Linked DNA regions of Homo sapiens: region 1 is linked to region 2. Evidence: read pairs that join two places in POLR2A ChIA-PET (ENCODE). Cell type or tissue: HepG2. All regions are shown on one strand. Each heading gives the region's core, and the rest is flanking DNA. Links, peaks and the distances in the headings are about the cores only.

Region 1 (5,380 bases), core at 320-5,319, 180 kb before region 2:
CCTGTAGTCTCAGCTACTCAGGAGGCTGAGGCAGGAGAAATGGTGTGAACCCAGGAGGCAGAGTTTGCAGTTAGCCCAGATTGCGCCACTGCACTCCAGCCTAGGCAACAGAGAGAGACTCTGTCTCAAAAAAAATAAAAAAATAAAAATAAATAAGCTGTATCATATTAAATATGAATTAAATATTAAACTTCATCAGATATATATGTATTCCCTCTTGAAACTGTGCCATAATTTTGTTTCCAAGAAATCTTCTTGAGACGCTTCAAAGATTCATTTATTGTTCTATTTTGTGGAATGTAACTTGTATTTGTTAGAATACTTTTATCTTAGGAAATTTAATATACTCACCTAAAAGTTATCCATACCATATTATAAAAATTAATACCTATGGTCATTGATTATATTGGGCCATCACTTCTACATAAGTGGTTTAATTTCTCTTACTGATAAAAAGCATCAAACTTTGCAATTCACATTTATTTAAAAAATGAAAAAGAAGGCTTGCTCTTGGCTCTTTATAACCTGTTGCTTAATCTGTAAATTCTTTGTGATTTGAAAGTAGAAAGCAGCAGAAAAAGCAATTGAGAAAAGAAGGTAGATATATACCTGTTTTATGGCTTGTTGAGCCAAGAAAGCCATCTGTAGGGGGTTTGGCTTTATTGCTTGTCGTGGTATGTTCTGGTTTGGTGGATATCTCAGTTGTTGAGGATGAGGAGGAAGAACTGGTCCATTGGGTTTGGGGCTGTGATTCTGAAAGTTTATCAAACGTGGAGGCGGTTGCTAGAAAAAAGAAATTAAACCAATTTAGTAACAATCTTCTTCTGAAAAACAAATTATAAATCTCTATCTTATAAAACTTTTACAGAAAAATAGAACTCTGCCACAGATCAATCAATTATTAAGATTTACATAAGGGAATGAGGGGTGGGGGATGGGCAGACTTTCAGAATTTGTGTAAACAACTTTTTTAAAAGAACCTTACTAGGAAAGAACCTTGGGAGAGGGATTGCCACCTAGATTTTGTAAGTAGATTGTACCAGAATTGGACCTAGGCCATGTTGGGAAGTAAATAAAATGTGTCTTTGGTATCCTTCTAAGTCCTTCACAATTATCTTTCACAAAGAACTACCCTTTTGAAACCTCCTAAAAATAAAGTGATGGTAGAATAATAACTGCTAACACTTATTGAGCAGTTATTAAATGCCAGGTACTGCTTTAAATGCTTCACATGTATTCACTAATTTATTCTTAGCAATATTATTATAAAGCACAGATTATTTCTATTTTATAGATAAGAAAGCTAAAATAAAGCACAGAAAATTTAGTAACTTGCTCAAGATTAACAAAGACAATAAGGCATGGAGCTGGGATTTGAACAAGTAATCTGGCTCAGTGGGTGTACTCAAAATGAACAAATCGTTAATAATGAAAATAGTTGATATTAGTAACACTTAGTAAGTTTTAGATCTTATTGAGCCCTGGCAGGCATTTTACATATTATTATGTTATTGAGTCTTATGAAGTAGGTATTATTACCTTTGTTTTGCAAATTAGGAAACTAAAAGTTTGAAAACATAATTTGAAAAAAGTCACACAGCTAACACCAAGCAGCACACCAAGGCTTTAATCCAAATCTAGTCTGCCATATCATTACCAAAACATGTTCGGGTGCTTAGCTGGCTGTTAAGATACTGAGTAATTACAACTTAGAGGATGAGTCTCCATAGAAGAAAACATTTTCTGTTTTTTGTTTGTTTGTTTGTTTGTTTTTTGAGATGGAGTCTTGTTCCGATCTTGGCTCACTGCAACCTCTGCCTCCTGGGTTCAAGTGATTCTCCTGCCTCAGCCTCCCAAGTGGCTGGAATTACAGGAATGCCCCACCACACCTGGCTAATTTTTGTATTTTTAGTAGAGATGGGGTTTTGCCATGTTGGTCAGGCTGGTTTCGAACTCCTGACCTCAAGTGATCAGCCCACCTCAGCCTCCCAAAGTCCTGGGATTACAGGCTTGAGCCACTGTGCCTGGCCAGAAAACATATTTTCAAAGCAAAGTCTCCAAGAACAACCCTGGTTGATTACAGGAAGGCTGGGTGAAGGAATCACAAATGAGGCTGAAGCAGAAATAAAAAAGAGAAAAACAAGTTTCCCTGTACTTAGCTGACTCACTCCAAGGCCAGCAATATGCAGGGCCCTGGCAAAGCTTTGATAAAACTATCTGGAAAGCCAGAGCCCAAAGGAAGGAGCTCCAGAGACTCTCCCAACACCCCCTCAGAGCAAGCTTAAGCAAATCAAATTCCTTTACTATCTCCTCATCCCCCTTACCATTACTCAATTTCCAAGTTTTGTAAGTTCCTGTTTTTCCTTCAATGCAGCTGCAAGGTCACAAGCTATGCTAAGGATTATGAAACCTGTCACTGATTAACTGCCTTTGTTCTGCTTCTGTAAGCCTGCTTGCCTACACCATGAATTTCATGCCATTAGATTCCCACCACGCCATTTAAACTAGCCAACCCCCTTTCAGAAGTGTGTATAAAAGTCAAGCCCTGTCTTTGTTCAGGGCCTAGCCTTTGGATGTGAATCCGTTGGGCCAGTGGCCACTTAAATAAAATCCTCCTCTTCTACCTATTGGTCTCTCCAGTCCTCTGATTCCTGAAACATTTTCTGGGGGCTCGCCCGGGATTGGAGACGAAAGGTTTACTGTCTCTTCGCCTGTGAGACTGGAGCCCCAGGCCGGGAGAGACCTGTGACCCCAGGCGCCACTGGGAGAACTTCAACCCAGAGGGGTGATCAGCTCTCCCTTGACCCTACCTGACAGCACAATGGAACCTAAGCAGGAACAGGATGATTCCAGGAACAGTGCACTACAGGATTGTGGTAAGGTTTGAGCCCGAGGCAGGACCTGTCCCATAAGAATGGAAGGGGAGCCTGATCACCTCCCGGGGTGTAACTAGTGGTCAAACACAGGACGTGAGAGTGGCTTGCAAAGTCAGGGAAGCTCACAAGCTCACACCCCAACCAACCCAGGACATGAGAGTGGCTTGCAGAGTCAGTTGAGAAAGAGGAACTGGGAGCGGGGAAGTGTGTGAGTGCATGTGAAAGAGGCGGTTCCAGGAGGAACCAATGCGGGGAGTGATGTGTGGGGGCCGCAGTTCTCTTAGCGTAGACCATACACTCTGAGAGAACCATGGGACTGACCGGGACTAACAGTGTTCCACATATGGCTTAGGGAGGTGCCCCACAATTTAGTAATTGTGGGGGTCAAAACAGAGCCTCCAATGCTAAGTGGCATCTGAAATACTCCTGCGAGGGGGACGGTCTAATCGGTCCGAAGTGAAAGTGAGAGTGAGTGTGTTGCGCTGTAACTGGGAGGAAATGAGAGGGAAGTCGTCAAAACCCACCCCATTACAATGTATGTTAAAGAATTTTAAGAAAGGTTATGCAGGGGATTACGGGATGAAGTTGACCCCTCAGAGGTTGAGAACTCTGTGAAATAGAATGGCCCTCTTTTAGTGTCGGATGGCCAGCCAAAGGAACCACAGATAGGGAAACAATTGGCCATGTATTTAAGGTGGTGATTGGGGTCGAAGGACAGCCAGGGCACCCAGACCAATTCCCTTATATTGACTCATGGCTAAATGTAGTTCAAACTTGACCTGCATGGTTGCAGCCCTGCCTGGCAGCTTACTGCAAAATGCTTGTGGCTCAGACCGAGCCTAAAGTGAAAGTAAAATCAGCTTTGCTGGCAAATACGGAGACAAAGAAAAAGTCATGGGAAGGGCAAGAGAAACCAGTTTTGCAGGAACTGCCAGAGGAGATAGAAATTCCTCTTCCATATATTCCAATCTACCCCCATTTACTGAGGCCAACGGCCCCCAAGGAGTCAGATTCAGATGGTAACATGCTCCAAGACTCACCCCAAAAGGAAAGATCGGAGCCCCAGGAGGTCAGGGAAGAAAGATAAGATGATCAAGTGGGCTGCCTCCAATCTGGTCATGCTTGGGCTATGCAAATGCCTCTTAGGGAGACACGGGGACCCATCTATTATGATGAACAGGGTCAAGTCCAAGGGGGGCAACGGAACTTCATCTACCAGCCTTTTACAACCACTGATCTCCTAAACTGGAAACACCATACCCCCTCCTACATGGAGAAGACCCAGGCCCTCATAGATTTAATGCAATCCATCTTCCAGACACACAATCCTACGTGGCCAGACTGTAGGCAGCTCCTCTTGACACTGTTTAACACTGAGGAGTGCTGGAGGGTAATCCAGGCAGCTCTCTGCTGCCTAGAAGCCAGTGCACCTGAAGGCACACTTAACGTTCAGGCATACACTCAGGGCCAGTTTCCAGAAGCAGACCCCCACTGGGATTCAAATCATGCAGTCCAATTACAGTACCTACAGAGGTACCGAGAAGCACTCTTGCAAGGGCTAAAGGAAGGCAGGAAAAAGGCAATCAATATAGGAAATATCTCAGAAGTTCTTCAAGGAGCTGATGAGAGCCCTAGCCAGTTTTATGAGAGACTCTGTGAGGCATTCCAGCTTTACACTCCGTTTGACCCTGAGGCCTCTGAAAATCAGTGCACAGTGAACACGGCATTTGCAGGACAAGCCCAGGGTGACATCAGGTGGAAGATGCAAAAGCTAAAAAATTTCGCAGGCATGAATGCCACCCAACTTATAGGAGTGGCCACCAAGATGTATATTAACCGTGACCAAGAGGCAAAAAAGGAAGCAGATCGGAGGCTTAGGAAAAAGGCCAATATGTTAGCAGTGACCCTTACGGTAAGGGAAACTAGCATTGCAAGAGGGTGCGGATGTGGACACGGGCACAGACGGAGATGGGGCCAAACCAGACAGAGGCTCAAAAGCCGGCTGAGGTTAGATAAGCACCAATGTGCATGATGCTAAAAGGGACACTGGAAAAAATCAGTGTCCAGAGGGCAGTGAAGAAAATGGCGGAGGCTATGAAACAAAAATGCCACCAGTCAAAGGCTGCTGCACCCTGAAGGAACCAGATACCGACCTGATCGGGGTGGCAGGGACTGAAGAATATAAGGACAAGGACAGACCAGGCTCCTTCTCCTTAGGCCCCCAGGAGCCCATGGTCACATTAGAAGTGGGGGGCCAGCTAATGGACTTTATGGTGGACAATGGGGCTGAATAGCTGGTAGTAACCCGATCCATAGGACCACTATCCAAAAACTATACAACTATTGTAGGGGTCACCAGGGTCTCAGAGAAGAGGCCACTTTGTTGGCCAAGGAGGTTCGTTATAGGAGGACAAGAGGTCCAACATGAATTCCTGTACCTCCCAAATTGCCCAGTTCCCCTGCTGGGGAGAGACCTACTCTGAAAACTGCAAGCACAGATTGCT
Region 2 (5,380 bases), core at 277-5,276:
ATAGCCGCCTTATAGCTATTTGAAACTATATGATACATTATTGTTAACTATAGTCATTCTACAGTGATTTAGAACACTATCTATTTATACTTTTTTTTGTTTTTTTTTAGTGACAGGTTCTCACTTTGCTGCCCAGGCTGGAGTGCAGTGGTGCAATCATACTCACTGTCACCTCAACCTCCTGGACTCAAGCAATCCTCCCACCTCTGCCCCCTGCATAGCTAGGACTACAGGAGTGTGCCACCATGCCTGGCTAAGTTTTAAAAGAAAATTTTGTAGAAACGGAGTCTCACTATGTTCCCTGGGCTGGTCTAGAACTCCTGAGCTCAAGCAATCCTCCTGCCTTGGCCTCCCAATGTGCTGGGATTATAGGAGTGAGCCATGGTGCTCAGCCCGGCTAATTAAAAAAATTTTGGTGGGGGGTGGCTGCGGTGGCTCACATCTGTAATCCCAGCACTTTGGGAGGCCGAGGCAGGCGGGTCACCTGAGATCAGGAGTTTGAGACCAGACTGGCCAACATGGTGAAACCCTGTCTCTATTAAAAATACAAAACATTAGCCAGGCGTGGTGGTGCATGCCTGTAATCCCAGCTACTCAGGAGGCTGAGGCAGGAGAATCGCTGGAAACCAGGAGGCAGAGGTTGCACTAACCTGAGATCGTACTACCGTACTCCAGCCTGGGAAACAGAGTGAGACTCCATCGCAAAACAAAACAAAAAAAATTATTTTAATTTTAATTTAATTTAATTTAATTTTATTTATTTATTTTTTTTTAGAAACAGAGTTCTGCTATGCTGCCCAGGCTGGTCTTTTTTTTTTTTTTTTTTTTTTTTTTTGAAACATAGTCTTGCTTTGTTGCCTAGGCTGGAGTGCAGTGGTGTGATCTCGGCCCACTGCAACCTCCACCTCCCAGGTTCAAGCTATTCTCGTGCCTCAGCCTCCCCAGTAGCTAGCATTACAGGCATGCACCACCACAGCTAGGTAATTTTTGTGTTTTTAGTAGAGACGGTGTTTTGCCATATTGGCCAGGCTGATCTCGAACTCCTGACCTCAAGTGATCCACCCACTTCAGCCTCCCAAAGTGCTGGGAATACAGGCGTGAGCCACTGCGCCTGGCGCTATGCTGCCCAGGCTGGTCTTGAACTCACGGCCTCAATCGATCCTTCTGCCTTTGCCTTTCAAAATGCTGGGGTTATAGACATGAGCCACTGTATCCAGCCTATTTCTACTTTCAGAAAATACTTGTGAATATTATCCCTCATAATAGCCTTAACTAACCTGTAAAATTCCAAGTAAATGATAATATGAGGCTAAATGGATAGGGCCTTCAAGAGACTGAAGGGATGAACATAGATTACAATTGCAGATTCATATAATGAAAGTGACATTTGAGGAACACATTGCCCTAATAATTAGAAAACATTTAAAGAAGCAGATTGGAGGCAAATGCAATGTCTAGAAATATTTTGTGATAATCCCAGGAGAAGGTGAAAGGGGCCTAGAATAAAATGTTATACACAAGAAAGGAAGGCACTGGTGACGCTCCCTGGTGACTGATCTCAATCAATCTAACTTTCTCTTGCCTTTATTTCCTACAGGGTCTTCTATTCTAACCAGCCCAGTATGAGTTATTAGTTCTATTCCATTCATTGACTCATGGATTTTTTTTTTTTTTTTTTTTTTTTGAGACCGAGTCTCACTCTGTCGCCCCAGCTGGAGTGCAGTGGCGCAATCTCAGCTCAGCAAACTCCGGTCCTGGGTCCAAGCGATTCTCCTGCCTCGGCCTCCCGAGTAGCTAGGACTACAGGCGCATATCACTGCGCCCAGCTAATTTTTGTATTTTTAGTGGAGACAGGGTTTCACCATGTTGGCCAGGCTGATCTCAAACTCCTGACCTCAAGTGATCCACCCACCTTGGCCTCCCAAAGTGCTGGGGTTACAGGGAAATGAGCCACTATGCCCGGACTGACTCATTGATATTAAATAATGCTTTTCTGTGCCTGATATGCCTTCCTTGCACTCTTTGTTGAGAAGGAATTCTTGACCAAAGAACAGATTGATTCTTTTTTTTTTTTTTTTGAGACGGGGTTTCACTCTTGTTGCCCAGGCTGGAGTGCAATGGCACAATCTCAGCTCACCACAACCTCCGCCTTCTGGGTTCAAGCGATTCTCCTGCCTCAGCCTCCCGAGTAGCTGGGATTACAGGCATGCACCACCACACCCGGCTGATTTTTTTGTATTTTTATTAGAGATGGGGTTTCTCCATGTTGGTCAGGCTAGTCTCAAACTCCCAGCCTCAGGTGATCCACCCGGCTTGGCCTCCCAAAGTGCTGGGATTATAGGCTTGAGCCACCACGCCCAGCCCAGATTGATGCTACTCCCTTGCCAAGCACTATATTAATTGGTTCATTGGAGAAAATGGTGCAAAAAACATTTAGAATTCATGGAAGTATAAAGTGTCACAAAGATTTTTCAATAGTATTTTTAAACTTAATATTAATCCATTATCCCAAGTTGACTGCACTTTTTCCTCAACCCTCCTTGAGATTGAGGTCTGTTCTTTTTATTCAAAAATTCTAATAGCAAAGTCAATCATTACTACCTTTCCTCCCTGGACCCCCACTCCCGTATAAGGAGAAGCAGATAAATAAAACTACACAGATAAGACACTGAATTCTCAAACTCCCTTTTCTAGCCTAAATGATTGGCAGTGATGCTGAAACTGCCTTTGCAAGATTATGACAGCAAGACATCTGACCCAGTTGACTCCATTTTGCTTCTGACCTCCAAGCTGTCTTTGATCATTTTTGGGTATAGGCCAAGCTAACTTTGGGAGGAATTTAGTTTATAGTTTAACCTTAAAGCAAACATCTTTGCTTTAACAGCTCTTCCCAAAATCAAACTGCCTTTGTAAAACTAATGAAAGGCCACAAGATTAGGATTATGAGAGGGGCCTGAATTCTGATAAGATAGGCATAGTTTCTATAATCTTTTACTAGCTCAGGAGTCATAGGGCTGGAGGTCACAAGATTTGTGACTTGCCCAATTGCTCCTGTAGATAACATCAGGATTGGATAACCTAAGATTGGTCTTTTGAAATGTTATTCAGACTTTTGCATTCTGGCCACTGACTAACCCCACCTAGACCCATGACTCATGATGGACTCAGCTCACAAGGACTTCTTCCACACCTGCATAATTTCTTTTTTTTTTTTTTGAGATGGAGTCTAGCTCAGTTGCCCAGGCTGGAGTGCAGTGGCTCGATCTCGGCTCACTGCAACCTCCGCCTCCTGGGTTCAAGCGATTCTCCTGCCTCAGCCTCCTGAGTAGCTGGGATTACAGGCAACCATTGCCATGCCCAGCTAATTTTTGTATTTTTAGTAGAGACAGGGTTTCACCATGTTGGCCAGGCTGGTCTTGAACTCCTGACCTCATGATCCGCCTGCCTCGGCCTCTCAAAGTGCTGGATTACAAGCGTGAGCCACTGCGCCCGGCCTCACACCTATATAATTTCATCTCCAACCTATCAGCAGCACCCATTCCCTAGCTCTCTGCCTGCCAAATTATCCATAAAAACCCTAGCCTCTGAGTTCTCCAGGAGGCTGATTTGAGTAATAATAAAACTCCCATCCTACGGTTTGGCTGACCTTGCATTAATTACATTCTTTCTTTACTGCAATACTGCAGTTGTATCAGTGAATTGATTTTGTCTGTGCAGCAGGCAGGAAGAACCCATCAGACAATGATAGGTATCCTGTGGTAGTTACTACTGCCATTCAGTATATGTTTTGTTAACCCCTTTTGAGCATATAAAATTGTGCTTGCTGGCCCCTTGTGATTGTGTGGGGTCTAGCTACTAGTTCTGACAAATGAGTTGTGAGCAGAAGTGACCCATAATTGCTAATGTGAGAACCTCAATGGCTTTGTTTCATTTTTGCACAGTGATTGGCATTATTCCAGGTAATGACTGCTCTATCATTGTGGGTTCTGAGTGACACAGCAGAGCCCCATAAACTCTCAGTAGAAGTGTAACATCAGTGGCTGGGTGTGGTGGCTCATGCCTATAATCCCAGCACTTTGGGAGGCTGAGGCAGTCAGATCCCCTGAGGTCAGGAGTTCGAGACCAACTTGGCCAACATGGTGAAACCCCGTTTCTACTGAAAATACAAAAATTAGCTGGGCGTGGTGGTACACATCTGTAGTCCCAGCTACTTGGGAGTCTGAGGCAGGAGAATTGCGTGAACCCAGAAGGCGGAGGTTGCAGCAAACCCAGATCCTGCCAGAGTGAGACTCTGTCTCAAAAAAAGTAAATAAAATTGGAAAAAAAAAAAAAGACGTGTAACATTAATGAGGAATAAATTTATGTTGTGTTAAGCTCACTACGATTCTGTAGTGGGTGGTGAAGTCTTCTTTCTCATCGATTTGTGGATTTGATGTCTGCTTGTGCAATAGCTAGGTTGGTATTTTTCTGGTGTATGTTAGTATATTAAAACTGGTTTTGTAATCCCAGCACTTTGGAAGCCTGAGGTGGGTGGATCACGAAGTCAGGAGATTGAGACCATCCTGGCTAACACGATGAAACCCCGTCTCTACTAAAAATACAAAAAAAAAAAAAAATTAGCTGGGCGTGGTGGTGGGTGCCTGTAGTCCCAGCTCCTCGGGAGGCTGAGGCAGGAGAATGGCATGAACCCGGGAGGCGGAGGTTGCAGTGAGCCGAGATCGTGCCACTATACTGCAGCCTGGGTGACAGAGCGAGACTCTATCTCAAAAAAAAAAAAACAAAAAAAGAAACAAAAAAAAAACTGGTTTTGTTACATCCCATTCACATTCTGCTTGTTCAACACCTATGCACTGCTGCTTATTAAAATATGTTGAATATCATCCCTCTGGCTGGTCAAAAATACCAGAAAGTATGCAGTGCAATATTGTAAGAAATATTTTAAATATGAAGAATATTTCTTTATTCATTTGAAAAAATTTAGCTCATGGATTACATCATTGGTGTGAAATCCCAAAAGAAGGTACATTATCTCACATCACCACAGTTAAAGTGCTTTAGATAGAACCTGAGCTGCGAGTATGTAAACTTTATCCTAGGACTCTATAATATGAAGGATAGTTAAGGCTGTTTTGTTATTTTATTTTTATAATTACTTTTTCTTTTTTTTCTCTGTAAAAATAAATGACAGAAACATACTTTTTTTTTTTTAAAGGAGCATTTGAGCCTTTTGATGTGAGAATTGCATTCTAAGTTTTTCCCTGTCCCTTTATTAAACAGTACTGGGAGCAGGCATATTTTCTTTTCCCCAAGTTAAACAATTCTGGGACCAAACATACTTCCTGTCCCAGAGCTAAATAATTCTAAGGTGAAGCGTACACCC

What was found. ChIA-PET counts read pairs that join two places held together with the same protein. Peaks named below come from ENCODE experiments on the same cell type or tissue, not always from the same donor. Only the 100,000 strongest peaks of a DNase experiment are listed, where the experiment ranks them.
Region 1: POLR2A ChIA-PET joins it to region 2 with 10 read pairs; 2 of 35 experiments call an interaction of 5 or more read pairs at or near these places.

Annotation. Positions count from the first base shown.
Region 1 is chr7:138,562,884-138,568,263 of GRCh38, reverse strand. TRIM24 (tripartite motif containing 24) reads right to left here. Exons shown (of 19, transcript NM_015905.3): 10 at 610-783. LOC124901755 (a long non-coding RNA gene) reads left to right here and starts at 2,561. Exons shown (of 2, transcript XR_007060556.1): 1 at 2,561-2,876. In HepG2, for the core only: no CTCF peak of the experiment used is centred there; DNase peaks (open chromatin) are centred at 2,403 and 3,633.
Region 2 is chr7:138,386,554-138,391,933 of GRCh38, reverse strand. No RefSeq gene overlaps it. Among named protein-coding and RNA genes, the nearest start is that of TRIM24, 71 kb to the left of the region's middle. In HepG2, for the core only: no CTCF peak of the experiment used is centred there; a DNase peak (open chromatin) is centred at 2,943.